Regions from separate parts of the Homo sapiens genome. Here region 1 is linked to region 2. Evidence: chromatin contacts called from ENCODE Hi-C or POLR2A ChIA-PET data. All regions are on one chromosome and are shown on one strand. The core of a region is the stretch at or near the end of the contact, and the rest is flanking DNA. Distances in the headings are between cores, read along the strand shown. Region 1 overlaps PXN (paxillin). Region 2 overlaps BICDL1 (BICD family like cargo adaptor 1).

Evidence for each region. Hi-C counts contacts between places; a loop is a spot of excess contacts on that map. ChIA-PET counts read pairs that join two places held with the same protein, here RNA polymerase II (POLR2A). Pooled maps may share reads with other maps.
Region 1: a loop to region 2 is called in a pooled map, with 5 times the contacts of the local background. The contact joins two enhancer-like sites. A Hi-C loop is called at or near these places in 6 of 50 pooled maps. POLR2A ChIA-PET finds 5 or more read pairs at or near these places in 4 of 52 experiments (HepG2, T-cell, activated CD4-positive, alpha-beta T cell and 1 more).

Annotation. Positions count from the first base shown.
Region 1 is chr12:120,228,613-120,235,399 of GRCh38, reverse strand. The region is part of intron 1 of PXN (paxillin); the gene reads left to right. Among named protein-coding and RNA genes, the nearest start is that of PXN-AS1, 31 kb to the right of the region's middle. RefSeq lists enhancers at 909-1,468, 2,589-3,148, 3,149-3,708, 3,188-4,387, 4,829-5,388 and 1 more and a silencer at 5,260-5,554. Within about 2 kb of position 3,924, at least 34 of the 41 ENCODE cell types and tissues checked have a DNase peak (open chromatin) inside an H3K27ac peak, as active enhancers do.
Region 2 is chr12:120,002,350-120,009,817 of GRCh38, reverse strand. All of the region lies in intron 2 of BICDL1 (BICD family like cargo adaptor 1), which reads right to left. Among named protein-coding and RNA genes, the nearest start is that of BICDL1, 17 kb to the right of the region's middle. Within about 2 kb of position 2,382, at least 6 of the 41 ENCODE cell types and tissues checked have a DNase peak (open chromatin) inside an H3K27ac peak, as active enhancers do.

The DNA.
Region 1 (6,787 bases), core at 2,675-5,174, 220 kb before region 2:
CAAATGGGGCTGCAAGGCTGGGCTCCTGGTAGATGCTCAGGAAGGGTTGTTCCACTCCTCACCCCCTCCTGAGCTGCTTTCTAGCCTCGCAGCCCCGTCTTTGGATCCCTTTTTGGCACTCTGCTGGGCTCAGAGCTTCCGTGGCAGGAGCAGAGGCTGCTCTCTCCTGGGTTCCTCTGGGAGCTACCATGGAGCTTGGGCAGTTCCTTCTATTGTTGCGATTCTGGGTTCAAAGCCACAGGCCTCTCAGACAGCTGTGACTTCCCGGCAGGCAGTAGGGATGGGGTGGGGGTGGAGGCGTTGGGGCCCTGCAGCTTCCCTCGCTTGCCTCTGTCCTTGCTAGGCAGTGAGTTGGAGGCGCCTGGGCTCAGCTGATGTTCTCCAAGGAGGACTTGGAATGAACCCGAGACACAAAGGGTGAGGTCAGTGGTTTGCTCAGCAAGAAGGCTGAGTTAGTGACAACCTGTCACAGCTCCCAGGATCCCTGGCTGCAGTCCCTGGCTCCGACTCCTCCCCCTGCTGGCCTTAAGGGAGATGAAAATCAGTGATGTGGATCTATTGACTGAGTGTCTCCTGTGTGTCAGAGTGGGAGGCTTACGTTTATTTTATCCCAGCCACCAGGATGGCTCTCACATTCTTTTTCATCCATTACTCACTGTGCGCTATGAGGTGCCTGAGTAAACTAAAGCCCAGAATTATCTAGTCACTGGTCACCCAGGCTAGTGAGTGGCGGATTTGAACCCATCCTCCTCACTGTTAGATGGCCCATTCCTTCCACTCTACCACACTGCCATGCAGGTGGGATGCCCAGAGGGTGTCCAAAGAACTGTGTGACCATCCTAGCTCCCAACGACAGCAGACCAGCCAAATCTGTGATATGGGCAGGGGTGGTTTTATGTGTGGACAGTGGGGGCTTTGTGGTGCTGCTTAAAATTGTTTGCCAAAGTCCCCAAGAGCAAAATCTTATCTGTTTTTTTTGTTTTGTTTTTTTGAGACAGAGTCTTACTCTGTCGCCCAGGCTGGAGTGCAGTGGCGCAATCTCTGTTCACTGCAACTTCTGCCTCCTGGGTTTAAGCCATTCTCCTGCCTCAGCCTCCCAAGAGGCTGGGATTACAGGCATGCACCACCATGCTCAACTAAATTTTGTATTTTTAGTAGAGTAGAGATGAGGTTTCACCATGTTGGCCAGGCCAACATGGTTTCGAACTCCTGGCCTCAAGCAATCTCCCTGTCTCGGCCTCCCAAAGTGCTGGGATTACAAGCATAAGCCACCATGCAGGCCTTGAAGCCTCTCTTTTTATCTTACGATTTCACTTGCATTTTGCATTTGACTCCATAATGTAGCCTTGTTTGTTTTAAGACAATGATTTACATTTCTTGCCCCTGAGTACATTTGATCCTCAGAGTGTTCTGGGTTTATCCTGAGGTGGCTTCCTGTACCCCTGGCTTCCATCTGTCCCCTGGGGGTATGGATATCCTTGTGCGAGAGGCTCAAACCAGGTGAATGATGATAGAGGTAGTGGTGGGACACATTCAGTATTGTGAAGAAAGGCACGCTGGCAAAAAGGGAAGCGGGGAGTCCAGTTTGGCTGGAGACATGGGTTGCAGTGAGGGGGACCAAGGAGGCAGTGAAGGTTAGTTTGGGGCCATATTCTGAGAGGGTCAAGAACAGAATGCCATCCCCAGGGTTTCTGACCTTGTTTTATAGGCAGAGAGGGCAACAGTGGGTGAGTATTATAACTCCACCCCTTGCTCTGCACACATTCATTCAAGCCCCTCTAAGAGGCCTGTGAGGGCCGGGCACAGTGGCTTATGCTTGTAATCCCAGCACTTTGGAATGCCGAGGTGGGTGGATCACTTGAAGTCAGGAGTTCGAGACAAGCCTGTCCAACAATGTGAAACTTCGACTCTACTAAGAAAATACAAAAATTAGCCAGGTGTGGTGTGTACCTGTAGTTCCAGCTACTTGGGAGACTGAGGCAGGAGGATCATTTGAACCCGGGAGGTGGAGGCTGCAGTGAGCTGAGATCATGCCACTGCACTCCAGCCTGGTTGACAGAGCAAGACTCCATTTCAAAAAAAAAGGAGGCCTATGAGGGTATCCATGCTGTGGGGATTCAGGAGCAGGAGGATGTTCTTGCCCACAGAGGACCTGCAGTCTAGGGGGAGAAGCAAGAGTGAAGTGTGAGGCATGCCCCAAAAAGGCTGGGTGCCAAGAAGTTCGGGCCGATGGTGTGTGCAGGAAGCGTTAGATTGGGAGAACCCAGGGCAGGGGGCTGCAGTCAAGTTCAGGTAGGCACTGAGCATGGATTCGAATGCTAGTCCAAGTGGTTGGCTGTGGTGATGAAAGGAAAGGGAGGCAAGTGATGACAGGGAGAGGCCCCGCGAAGGAAGAATTGATGTGACTTAGTGACCAGCTAAATGTGGGAGCTATTAAAGGGACTTAGAAAAGAGAACTGGGGAAGTCAGGCAAGCGAGAGCTGACTTCGGGAAATGACCTTGCTGCCTGAAAAAAGGGGAAGGTGCTGGCTGGTTAGTGAGAACCTGATTAGCAAAGAGTGGGTAACTAATGCTATGAAATCCACAAAAATCGCAAAAAAACTGCAGCTCATCTCAGGAACAGGCAAACTTTTGAACTTTTTGTTCGGGTCTCTGTGGGACGATGACTCACTTTGAGCCCCTCCTAACCTCTGTTGGTGATTAGCAGGGGTGAGAGGCCCAAGGAGCCGCCCTGCTCTGCAACAGATCAACTTGCCTGGAAGAGCCCAGATTGCAGGAATGGGCTGGGGTCGATTTGGAACAGCTGAGAACCTTTCCAGCCCATGAGTCTCCTGGGTTTGAGGCTGTCTTTTTTGTATGTGAATCTGGGTTTTACCCATTGAAGGAGCTGTGAGTTGGGCCTGGAATGGGGCCCTGGACTTGACCTGAAAAGGTCTAGCATCTCTGGGCGACCTAAAGAGGTGGATGACATCTGACCAATGAAATGTGTCCACAATGTTCTGGGACCTCTGGAGGAGGGAGGGCCCACTGATTCTGGACAGGAGAGATGAGTTATTTACAATATGAAAGAGACTCTGGGGATGGGCATGGTGGCTCCTGTCTGTAATCTCAGCACTTTGGGAAGGCCCAGGCAGGAAGATGGCTTGAGGCCAGGAGTTCAAGACCAGCTTGGGCAACATAGTGAGACCCTGTCTCTACAAAAAAGTTTTTAAAAGCCTAGTGTGGTGGCATGTGCTTTTAGTCCTAGCTACTCGGGAGGCTGAGGCAGGAAGATCCCTTGAGCCCAAGAATTCTAGGCTGCAATGAGCTGTGATCAGGCCTCTAGCCTGAGTGGCAGAACAAGACTTGTCTCAAAAAAAGAAAAAAAGAAGAGAAAGACTCTGGTGTTTGGCCAGCCTGGCCTGAACTCCTGTGTCTGTAGCCTAAGGCAGATGCATAGAAGTGCTCAGAGTCAACCTGGGCAGCCTTGTCTCACCTGCTGTTGCTTAAGCTCCTGGAGCCCAATTTGATGGGGAAGTGGCTGCAGCCAGGAGCCTGATGGGTGGGCCTTGTGTGTGCCTGGTGCAGATGGGCCTGGCACAGTTGGTCTTCTGCCTGGAGCTCAGGGTGACTGCTGGAGTTGCCTTGCAGCCATTATTTTCTCAGGTCTCTGGTTACCTGTGCCCTGTGACCTTGGGCACAAGCCAGGCAGCCAATAAAGCCAGTCTGTCTGCACACTCATATTGTGTCACCCTCTGCAAGGAAGAGCTCCTCAGCATACAGGAAGCCACCCTCCTAAGCTAGGCCTGTAGGAAGCCTGGGGAAGAACCACTTCATCCAAATGACCACCCCCTCCTCCCCTGGCGGCTGACTGGAAGACTCCTGGGCCTTCTCCCCTGGCTTCCTGTGTGTCACCCCCCAGCCCACACTTCCTTCAGGGCTGTAAGGGTAAAATGCAGTTCCTGTTGAGTGAGGCATGAGTCAGCGGAGGAGAATTGGTGGCTGAGTCTTTGTAACCTCCAGGCATGGCTATTAAATATTTAAATGACACTATGGTATTGATCGTTTCTCATCCATCCTCTTAGCAGAGCAGTTCCTGTCTGGGATTCAGATAATAGCAGAATCTTGGATTTAGACTAACTCGGAAGAGCTCAAAGGTGCTATATAAATCTCACCCATAATTGTATTATCTCCTCAGAGCATGCTACTAGGAATGGGGACAAATCGGGTTCTGCCCATTTTCTTGATAGAGAAGACATCCAGAGAGGTTAGAGGATCCGCTGAGGGGCCCCCACTCATCCGCTGGGCCTGGGATCAGGGCATCCTGGCTCCCCTCCTCCGCACTGGCTGTTTGCTCTGCTCACTGCTGCTTCCCCATCCTCCTCCTCTTCACAGCCCCTCTGTCATTCAGCCATTCATTCTAGCTGCTGGGGATATGGCATCGAACAAGACCGACAAGGCCCCTGCTCTCTGGAGCTTAATTCTTGGAGAGGAGACAGTTGACAAGAACCCAAATTGGCAGGGAAGGCCCCTCAAGGAGACTGAGTTCCTAGTCAGTGTCCAGGCCCTAGGTCCCTGGGCTGGGGGTGGGTGGGGCAGAGTGGATCTGGCCTAATTGTGGATTGGCCCTTACTGAGGACAGACGGTTATCAGGATAAATATACCCAGCTCACCATTCCTGGGGACTTACTCACCGAGTGAAAGCACCCCGCTGCGGATTAGATTACCTCTGCTCTAACTGCTCATGTGCTCTGGGCTGGGGGAGGGGAGGGGAACTTGGAGCCAGGGGGAGGGGGGAGACCCGCCTTCCCGTTCTGTTTTCCTTCCTAATCTGGAAGAGTCTCACCAAAGGGGCTGAGATGAGACCATCCCTGAGCTGGTCCTGCTGTTTACATAGCTCCTTCCTTAGGAAGGGCCAAGCCCTGCTCACTGCTTATATCCCTGAGCGTGGGCAACTGTAAGGAGGCCGCAGCTTCTCTGACACTCAGAGCTACCAAGGCTGCCCAGGTGGTCATCAGGGGGTTGGGAACCTCCCTTGTCCAGAGTTCTGGACCCAACAGGATAGACAGGCCATGAGGCTGGGCATCCCCAGACCCCCTAGGACAGGGACTTGTTTCTCTGGGAGTCTGGGTTTCCTATCAGATGGCAGGGATGGACAGCTGGCCCAGGGCTGCGGGGAAGGCCCCTGTGCTATGGCAGCCCGTTGCTGCTGGTGCTGGAGCTTTCAGGGCGGTGCTTGCTGCTCCTTCCTTTGGCTTGTCAGCTCCTAAGGAAGCTGCACTGGCCGCTCCCTGCCTGGGGCAATGAAAGCTGAGTGAAATTGGCCTGCAGAAGAAGGTGGGTGAAGGGGCTGGAAAATACCTTGTTCTTACGTGGGCCTCTCCTGGGCCAGGCCTCGAGAATGCAAGGCGTGCTAAGGTGGGGCGCTGCCTGAGGGCCACAGGACTATACCTCTTCTAGTTCTGCCTGGGGCTGCTGGTGGAGGAGTCCAGAATGGCAAAGGTGGGCAGGGACCACGGGGCCCTGGCGCTGGGGCTGGTGTGGCAGGGCAGCCTGTAAACTCCAAGAAGGGATGGAAAAGCTGGCTCCATGCCCCACATTTACCTGCTTCCTGCTGATCTGGGACTAGAGGGCAGCACCCTTTGCCCTCAGGGATTGGATAGGACGGGGAGGTGATTTCTTTCCCCTCCTAGGGCTTAACACCTCCCTGGGAAGAAGCTTGTAATCTATTTAGCAACTCCCATTTCCTGTGTGCTGTATTCCAGGCACTGTGCTAAGTCAGCACTTTATATCTTTTTCTCATGTAGTCCCAATCCTGTGAGTAAAATGGTGGAATTCCTATTGGGCAGACAAGGAAACTGAGGCACAAAAGCAGTTAAGCAGCCTATCCGAGCAGTTCAGCCATTGAGCAGAGCCCAGGTGACTGAGGATTCACCGTACAAGTTGTAACACTGAAAGTCCTCAGAGCCTGGGAGGAGAGAATGGAATCGCTCTGGGTCCTCCCACCCCCTCAGAGAGATGGACTTTTATCTCCTCTCTCTTGGCACCTGTCCAGCTCCAGGCCTCTGGTCTTGATAGTCTTTATCACACACTAAGAAGTGGCAGGGGCTTAGGTAGGAGGAAGCAGCCTGGCTTGTTTCTGTGCTGCAGTCGGGGGTGGGGGCGGAAGGTTTTAATTGATTCTCTTTAATCTGATATTGAGTGCCATGCGTCAGTGGATCAACCGGGGTCCCCAGAGCCACAGTCTGGGGGACATCCCCCCATTGTAGGTACAAGGGGACCCAGGTTTCCTTCCACCCGGAGCCCCTAGGTGGGTACAGGAATGTGAGGGATGCAGCTGCAGCACTTGCCCTGGAATGCAGGCGAACCGGTCCCCTCCTCCTCGGAGCAGTGGGCTGAGGGTGTCTGTACCTTAACCCTCCAGCGGCTCCCACCGGTTGTAAGGATTACGCTCAGTCAGTTGCTGAGGCCCAGGGAAGGGCTTCTTCCTCTCAGCCTGGCCGTAGTGCACTGTTTCTGCCCAGCCACCTGCCCCAGGGCGGCCTCCCGACCCAAAGCTGCAGCTGTTCCATGCTGTTGCTCCGACCAGGTGCAGCCATGGGGTGCAGATAGGGGCGCACACGGTGCTGCATTTGCACAGGGCCCTGGAAGCGAGGGCGTGCACCCCTCTGGTTCTCCAGAGCCCTGCATGTCACCCTTGGGTTGTGCCTTCAAGTGATACCAGGCTACCTGTGTTCCTCCCACTAGCTTGCTGTGTTCCTCCAGCTCAGCCTTGTTCTCTAAGGATAGAAACTTCCCCACTGCGCCC
Region 2 (7,468 bases), core at 1,133-3,632:
ATTCACTGGATACAGATATTTTGTTTTTCAAAGCAACAATACTTAGGAACCACAACTATGGGCTAACCAGCATAAGTAACAAAAGAGTATATAGTATGCTGCCAACTTTTTGTCTGCCTGTCAACTCCAACCTTCCTACCATCTGCAATCTTCCTACCATTTACCAAGTACAAAATTTGGGGGCCCCACCTCACATCAGGCAAGGGCAGCTCATTTAAACTCTATTTTTATCTCTCCTACACAATATACCAAGCTGTCTACAAGGATTGAGTGAATCCAGATTTCAAGGTAAAAAGAAAGACTAACTGCCACATTAAGCCAAATCTAGAAGCATGAAAAAGATCTACCCCTACAGTAATTAATCTGAATCTTGGGCCTTCAAACCTCCAAAATTTAGGCCCAATATACTAGAACTTTAGGCGTTCCTCTTTGGAAAAAGAAAACCAGAACTAGATACTTGTAGCCCACACAACCAACCTGAAGACTCTTGAATCAGGCATGGCTCTCTCGGTAAATAATTAAGAACAGGCTCAGCCAGGCGCAGTGGCTCATGCCTGTAATCCCAGCACTTTGGGAGGCCGAGGCGGGCGGATCATGAAGTCAGAAGATCGAGACCATCCTGGCCAACATGGTGAAACCCCATTTCTACTAAAAATACAAAAATTAGCTGGGTGTGGTGGCGTGTGCCTGTAATCCCAGCTACTCGGGACGCTGAGGCACGAGAATCACTTGAACCCAGGAGGTGGAGTTTGCAGTGAGCCGAGATTGCGCCACTGCACTCCAGCCTGGTGACAGAGGAAGACTCCATCTCAAAAAGAAAAGAACAGGCTCAACTAATCAATACAAGAATCTACCAAAAAAAAAAAAAAAACACCTCTATGCCGGAAGAATAAGCAATTACCACCCTAATGTGTTTAACCTACTAATTAGCAATAGCACAATCTGGAAATGCTGGAAAATCTGTCTTCACAGAAGAGAGCTCCTATGTAAAAGGCCCTTTTCTGTTTTAGCTGAAGTGGTCCTCTCAATATACCACTTTTAATCCTTCTAGTACATCCTTAATATAACAAACATTGCTAAGAATGAATTCCAAACATTTGGATTCATTTTACCTAGTGATGTAAAAGGCATCCAAAACAATACCACCCAGCAAATATCAACCAAAAAATCAACCAAATCAATGAGATAGAAATACATATGAAGTGGTTTTTATTTCCAATTGACTACCCATCCTGGAAGATTTACAAAAAGCCAATCCTCAAGCCAGTGGTTAACATGTAACCTTTGCAAGGCCTTGAGCAAGTGTCACCAAACTTCTGACCCTCAGTTTCCTTATCTGCCAAATAAAGAGTAACTATTGGCTGGGCACAGTGGCTCACGCCTGTAATCCCAGCATTTTGGGAGGCCAAGGCAGGTGGATCACTTGAACCCAGGAGTTCAAGACCAGCCCGGGCAGCACGGTGAAACTCATCTCTATAAAAAGTATAAAAAATTAGCCAAGAATGGTGGCTTACAGCTGTAGTCCCAGCCACCTGGGAGGCTGAGGTGGGAGGATCACCTGATCCCAGGAGGTCAAGGCTATAGTGAGCCATGATGGCGCTGCTGCACTCCAGCTTGGGCAATAGAGTGAGATCCTGTCTCAAAAAAAAAAAAAAAAAAAAAAAAAAGAAAGAGTAATTATCATGACTTCCATCACAGGCAGGAATGGGATCAGAAGAGGTCACATATGAGAACGTCCTTTGGAAATTTAAATAGCTGTTATTTGGTTGAGAAATTATCTTGTTTTCATAACTTCTTTCTAGAATAGGATGACTAAAAATTGCCAGCCTCTGTAAACGAAGCAGACTTTTAAGAAAAAAACAAATAATACAGCCCCCACCTCAAAAGGAACAAAAGCCCATTCAGCAATTAAAACTACTTCTGATAACCAGCTGTTGCTCACTGTAAAGTGTTCTAGAAACAAAAATGGTTCTGCATCACTCAACAGAGGCAGAGTGGTGGTGACACTTATGGACACTGTATTAATGTCTTTAACTCCAAGAAAGGAAACTGGGAGAAATGTGCTTCAAGAAGTGTACCAGACGCAGAGTTGCTAATCCAAAATGAGCTGTTTAAAGAACAAGGATCTGTTTACCTTTCAGAGGAAAATTAGTCTTTTCAGAGAAGATTAGTTTCAGCTAGTATGCAAACTGTATTCTTTGTGTGTGGATAAGGCATTAGAGGCTGACTGAGGAAAACAGCTCCAAACAGGCAGGAAACAGACAAAGCATCTGTTTGCATTAACTTCCTCCTACACATCTCACCTCACAGGCATGAACTCAGAAGGTGGTTCTTCTAGGAGCTGAGAGTGTGTACGTGGGGGGTGGGGGACACTCTTGTCTGAATTCAGCTTCCGTCACTGTGAATGAGGAAATTCTTGGTGACAACCTCATGAAAGGTACTAGAACAGAGTCTCAGGTCCTGAGAGAGCTCAGATGGCTGCGGAAATTTAACTCAGTATTTCACCTCAATACAACAGAATTCTCATTTGTTCTACTTATGTGAAACTAACATGGATATGTAAAGGGCATCTCAACCTTAATTATCCACACAGTCTAAGATGAATTATTTGACTTTATATTCCAACCTATCCCTCTTTCCTTCCTCTAGCCTTTGGTCTCTCAAGTTAATGATGCCACTATTCCTCCAGTAGCTCAAGACAAAAACCTAGGAGTCATTTTTGATTATTTTTTTTCTTTAACCTTCCTTCCCACAACCATTTATTCCATTAGTAAGTCTTGTCAGTTCTACCTTCAAAACATATATCCAACCTAACCCGTTTCAACACTTCCATAATCAAAGCTACCATCAACTCTACCTGGGGAGTCGCTTCTTCATCCATCTCTATCCCTCCACCCTCAGCCCGATAATCCATCCTCCTAGAGTAACTAATCTTTTAAAAGTTGTTATCAATCAGGTCATGATGCTCCCCTGCCAAAAACATATCACTGGCTTCCCAGCACACTGACTAAAACCCCTGGTAGCTAGCAAGGCCCTATGAGATCTGGCTGCTGATTACCTCTCTGATCTCATCTCCTAACCCTTTCCAAGCTAACCACACCCCAGTCATAGCAGCCTTCTTTCCACTGTTCTTAGGCTTTTACATGTTGTTTTCTTTGCCAGGAATACTCTTTTGCTCCTTTTTATCCTGCTCAAACTTCACCTCCCCAAAGGTTCCTTCCTGAGAATCCTATCAAAAATTGAGTTGTCTCTACAGCTACCACTTTCTCCTCCTTACCTGGTTTTATTGTATTCATAGTACTATCACTAGCTGATTTGTCTGTTTATGTATTTCCTTCTTTACTGTCAACTTCCTGCATTATTTTCAGACAGGGAATGCACCTTGTTCACTGTAGCATCACTGTTACTCAGAACAGTGACTTCATACATAGTAGGTGCACATTATAAGTATTTGAATGAATGAATGAATGAATGAATTTTTCAAATTGTGAAATACAACATATATAAAGATAAATACATAAAACAAATACGTCTTGCTTAACAAATAATTATAAAGCAAACACCCACATAATTCCCACCAAGGTCAAGAAACAGAACACTGCCAGCTTTCCAGAAGCCTCCTCTCCAGGCACCATTCCATGATGACGGGGATCCTCCCCACCAATCACACACATTCCCCAGGTAACCATTATCTTGACTTTTGTGATGATAATTACCTCAGTTTTCTTTATAGTTGTACTATGTATGCATACAGAATGATAGGTTTTGCACTCTTGATGAAGGTAGATATGAGGAGAGTATAGACTATTAAAACATTCTTGGAGCAATATGATAGTATCTATTAAAAATTTAAATGTACATACCATTTGACCTAGCTATCCTGTTTGTAGGCATCTAACCTAGAAAAATGTGAAGAGTGCAAAAATGTATGAACAAGGATGTTCACTGCAGCAGTATTTGTAACACTAAATCACTATAACCAACACATATGCCCTTCAATGGCATAGCTGTTACATTAGCCGTGGTACCTCCATATGTGCTATATGGAATACTATATACAACCATTTAAAATACTTTAAAAAAAATTCCAAGATATAGTAAGTGAAAGAATTTTAAGAAAACCATTTTGTTTAAAATGAAAGCAAAAACGGCTGGGCGTGGTGGCTCACACCTGTAATCCCAGTACTTTGGGAGGCCGAGGTGGATCACCTGAAGCCAGGAGTTTGAGACCAGCCTGCCAACATGGCAAAACCGCATCTCTACTAAAAATACAGAAATTGGGTAGGCATGGTGGCACTCGCCTGTAATTCCAGCTACTTGGGAGGCTGAGACACAAGAATCATTTAAACCCAGGAGGTGGAGGTTGCAGTGTGCCGAGATTGTGCCACTACACTCCAGCCACCGCACTCTGGGAGACAGAGCAAGACTCTCTCAAAAACAAACAAAAACAAAGCAAAATAAGTAGAAAAGTTATGTACAACATGTGTGCATGTGTGTATCACATATGAAGAAATACAAAAAAAATTAACACCAAACCATGGCTAGTATTTTCTTTGGAAGAGGACCATGGGAGATTTTCACTGAACATTTGTACTGAACATTTCTCTATTGTCTCAATATTATTTCACAGTGAACATGAATTCTTTTTGCCATCAGGAAACACAATAAACATTTTTAAAATTTAAAAATCTATAGGCCAGGTACGGTGGCTCATGCCTGTAATCCCAGCACTTTTCGAGGCCGAGGTGGGCAGATCACCTGAGGTCAAGGAGTTTGAGACTAGACTGGCCAACATGGTGAAATCCCGCTTCTACTAAAAATACCAAAAATTAGCCGGGTATAGTGGCGGGCGCCTGTAATCCCAGCTACTCAGGAGGCTGAGACAGGAGAATCCCTTGAACCTGGGAGGCTGAGGCTGCAGTGAGCTGAGATCGTGCCATTGCACTCCAGCCTGGGCAACAAGAGCGACACTCCGTCTCAGAAACAAACAAACAAACAAATCTATAAAACTTAAACTTAGGATAGAGGCAAAACTAGAATTTCTGAATATCTACTAAGGAATATTCAGTAAAGCTAAGTTCCTTAAGAAGCCGACCCTATCCTAGCCAGATAAATCAAAGTTCATAAAAATAACACCCCATTGGGAGCCAATCTTTCATAAACATAGATTTCAAACTTCCTGGCTTCACCTGAACTATAATGGATCTTTGTTTCTTTATTTCAGTCTCTCCTTCACCAATATTTAGACCATTCCTCCAGGTATCTCTTGGCCTAATCCCTTCTAGTTTAAAGTACAGGCTTTGGATTCTCCTGGCCTTGGACCTAGGCATAACTTCCTGTTGAATGCTCTTTATCACCCTCCCTATCTCAGTGATTCTATAGTAGAAACCCATCTTGGCTTCATTCAGCCTTTGAAGCAGCCCTTTTTATACAATGCTCCCAAAACAGCTTCTCTCTTTGGGTATTAGGGAGTAATACCCAAAGTCATAGTGACAAGGCACATGACCCCAATTCTGGATGTGAGAAACTGGGGAGAGGTTTGTTAGAGACACTTGTAGCACTGTGATGAGGGGAAAGGGATAAATGGAGGGGGCTCTGGGAAAACAAATGCAAAAAGAATATAGCACAATACCTAAATAAATCAAAGAAAAAATAATTATTTTAAGGTGAATTCTCGAGTTTTACTCTTGAAGAAGCCATCAGGGCTGCACAGTGAGCAATTATATATCCTACGTGAGGCTCTGCTCAGAAGCAATCACCATTCAGCTTTCCAAATGAGAACCTCTGGCTGCCTCCTTCTCCATACTACAGACCATGTGGAGCATGAGAACAGATGAGATGACACAGAGTTGCAGACAGGGAGTTCTTTTGTCTAGTGTACGCTCCCAAGAAGGACAGGAAAGCCATAATGATACCTAAACCCAAATAATGGCCAATCGTCCCATGAGACGAGAATTTTTTGTAAAAGCTAAAAGGCTCATTTCCATACCCATCAGTAGAGTCAGAGAACTACAGAACCAATCGCTCTGTAACTGACCAACCTGCAGACCATGGAGAAGCACAGTGCAATGCAAAAGGACCTGCAGACTTTAAATCAATGCACAAAAGCTCTGTCCATTCTCATATGTAGTCACTCTTCTCAATTCATTGAAGACTGGCTTTTTATGCAATTCCAGGAGTATCTATGATAATAATATTAGGTGTCTAGGCAAGTGAGTCACCATTAGCTATAGGTTGCCTGTCAAAGCACTGATATCCATGGCACCTTTGACAACTGGTTTTCAAACAGCATACACGCAGTGTAAGAGTGAGTGTGAAAGTCAGGAGTGCACTTCTAAAGAGTACATGGAGGGGTAGTGTATTCTTGACAGTTATAGTTCTAATAATCTCCTTATTGGGTATTTTAGATAATCATTTAACAACAACAACAAAACCCAACCATCTTTTATTGAATGCCCACTCTGCTAGATACCTGTTTACAACAATAAACAAGACAGATAGAGTCCCTGCTCTCATAGAGTTTACAGTCTAACAGTATTCATCAAAGAATGCTGTTCCCTTAGCTCTTCCACAGCTGGCTCCTCACCCTTGGGGTCTCATCTCAGATGTTGTCTCCCCACAGAAGCCTTCCCTACCGACTGTTTTTTTTTTTTTTTTTTAAAGATGGGGTCTTGCTCTGTTGCCCAGGCTGGAGTGCAGTGGCACAATTTCGGCTCACTGCAGCCTTTGCCTCCCAGGTTCCAGCGATTCTCCTGCATCAGACTCCCCGGTAGCTGGAGATTACAGGCTCACGATACCATGCCCAGCTAATTTATGTATTTTTAGTAGAGATGGGGTTTCACCATGTTGGCCAGGCTGGTCTCAAATGCCTGACCTCAGGTGATCTGCCCGCCTTAGCCTCTCAAAGTGCTGGGATTACAGGCGTGAGCCACCATGACCCGGCCCCCTACCGAGTCTTTCTAAGGTAGAAAAAGCTCCCTGCTTTCTAGTCAGTCTCCATCAAATCACCCTTCATAGTACCTACTGCAATCTGTATCTTGTGGATTGTTCATTTATTTATACATCTTCTCCTACTAGCTTCATAAAACAGAGGACTTGTGTTCTCCACTGTATTCCCAGTGCCTTGATCAATAAATATTTGCTGAATGTTGAATTAAAGAAGATCTAAAAAAATAATAAAGGCTTTCATATTTTACTCAAGGAATAGAATGCAGGTTAGTCTTTAGAGGAGGGTAATGAGAGAGGTGGATTGGGACTTTTTCAAAGAATAAAATTAAGGGTTCTAAGTATCTTCCCATGAACCATGGCAGCTCTTAGTCATATGGCCAAAGGCTTATGTATCTTTGGTATGTAAATATGTTATTAAGTATATGCAACCCCCCAGAAAAGTGACACTACTGTGAACACCTCCCACAGACAGCACTGATTAACATCCAAGAGTTGTATCTGTTGGTAAGAAAACCCCAAC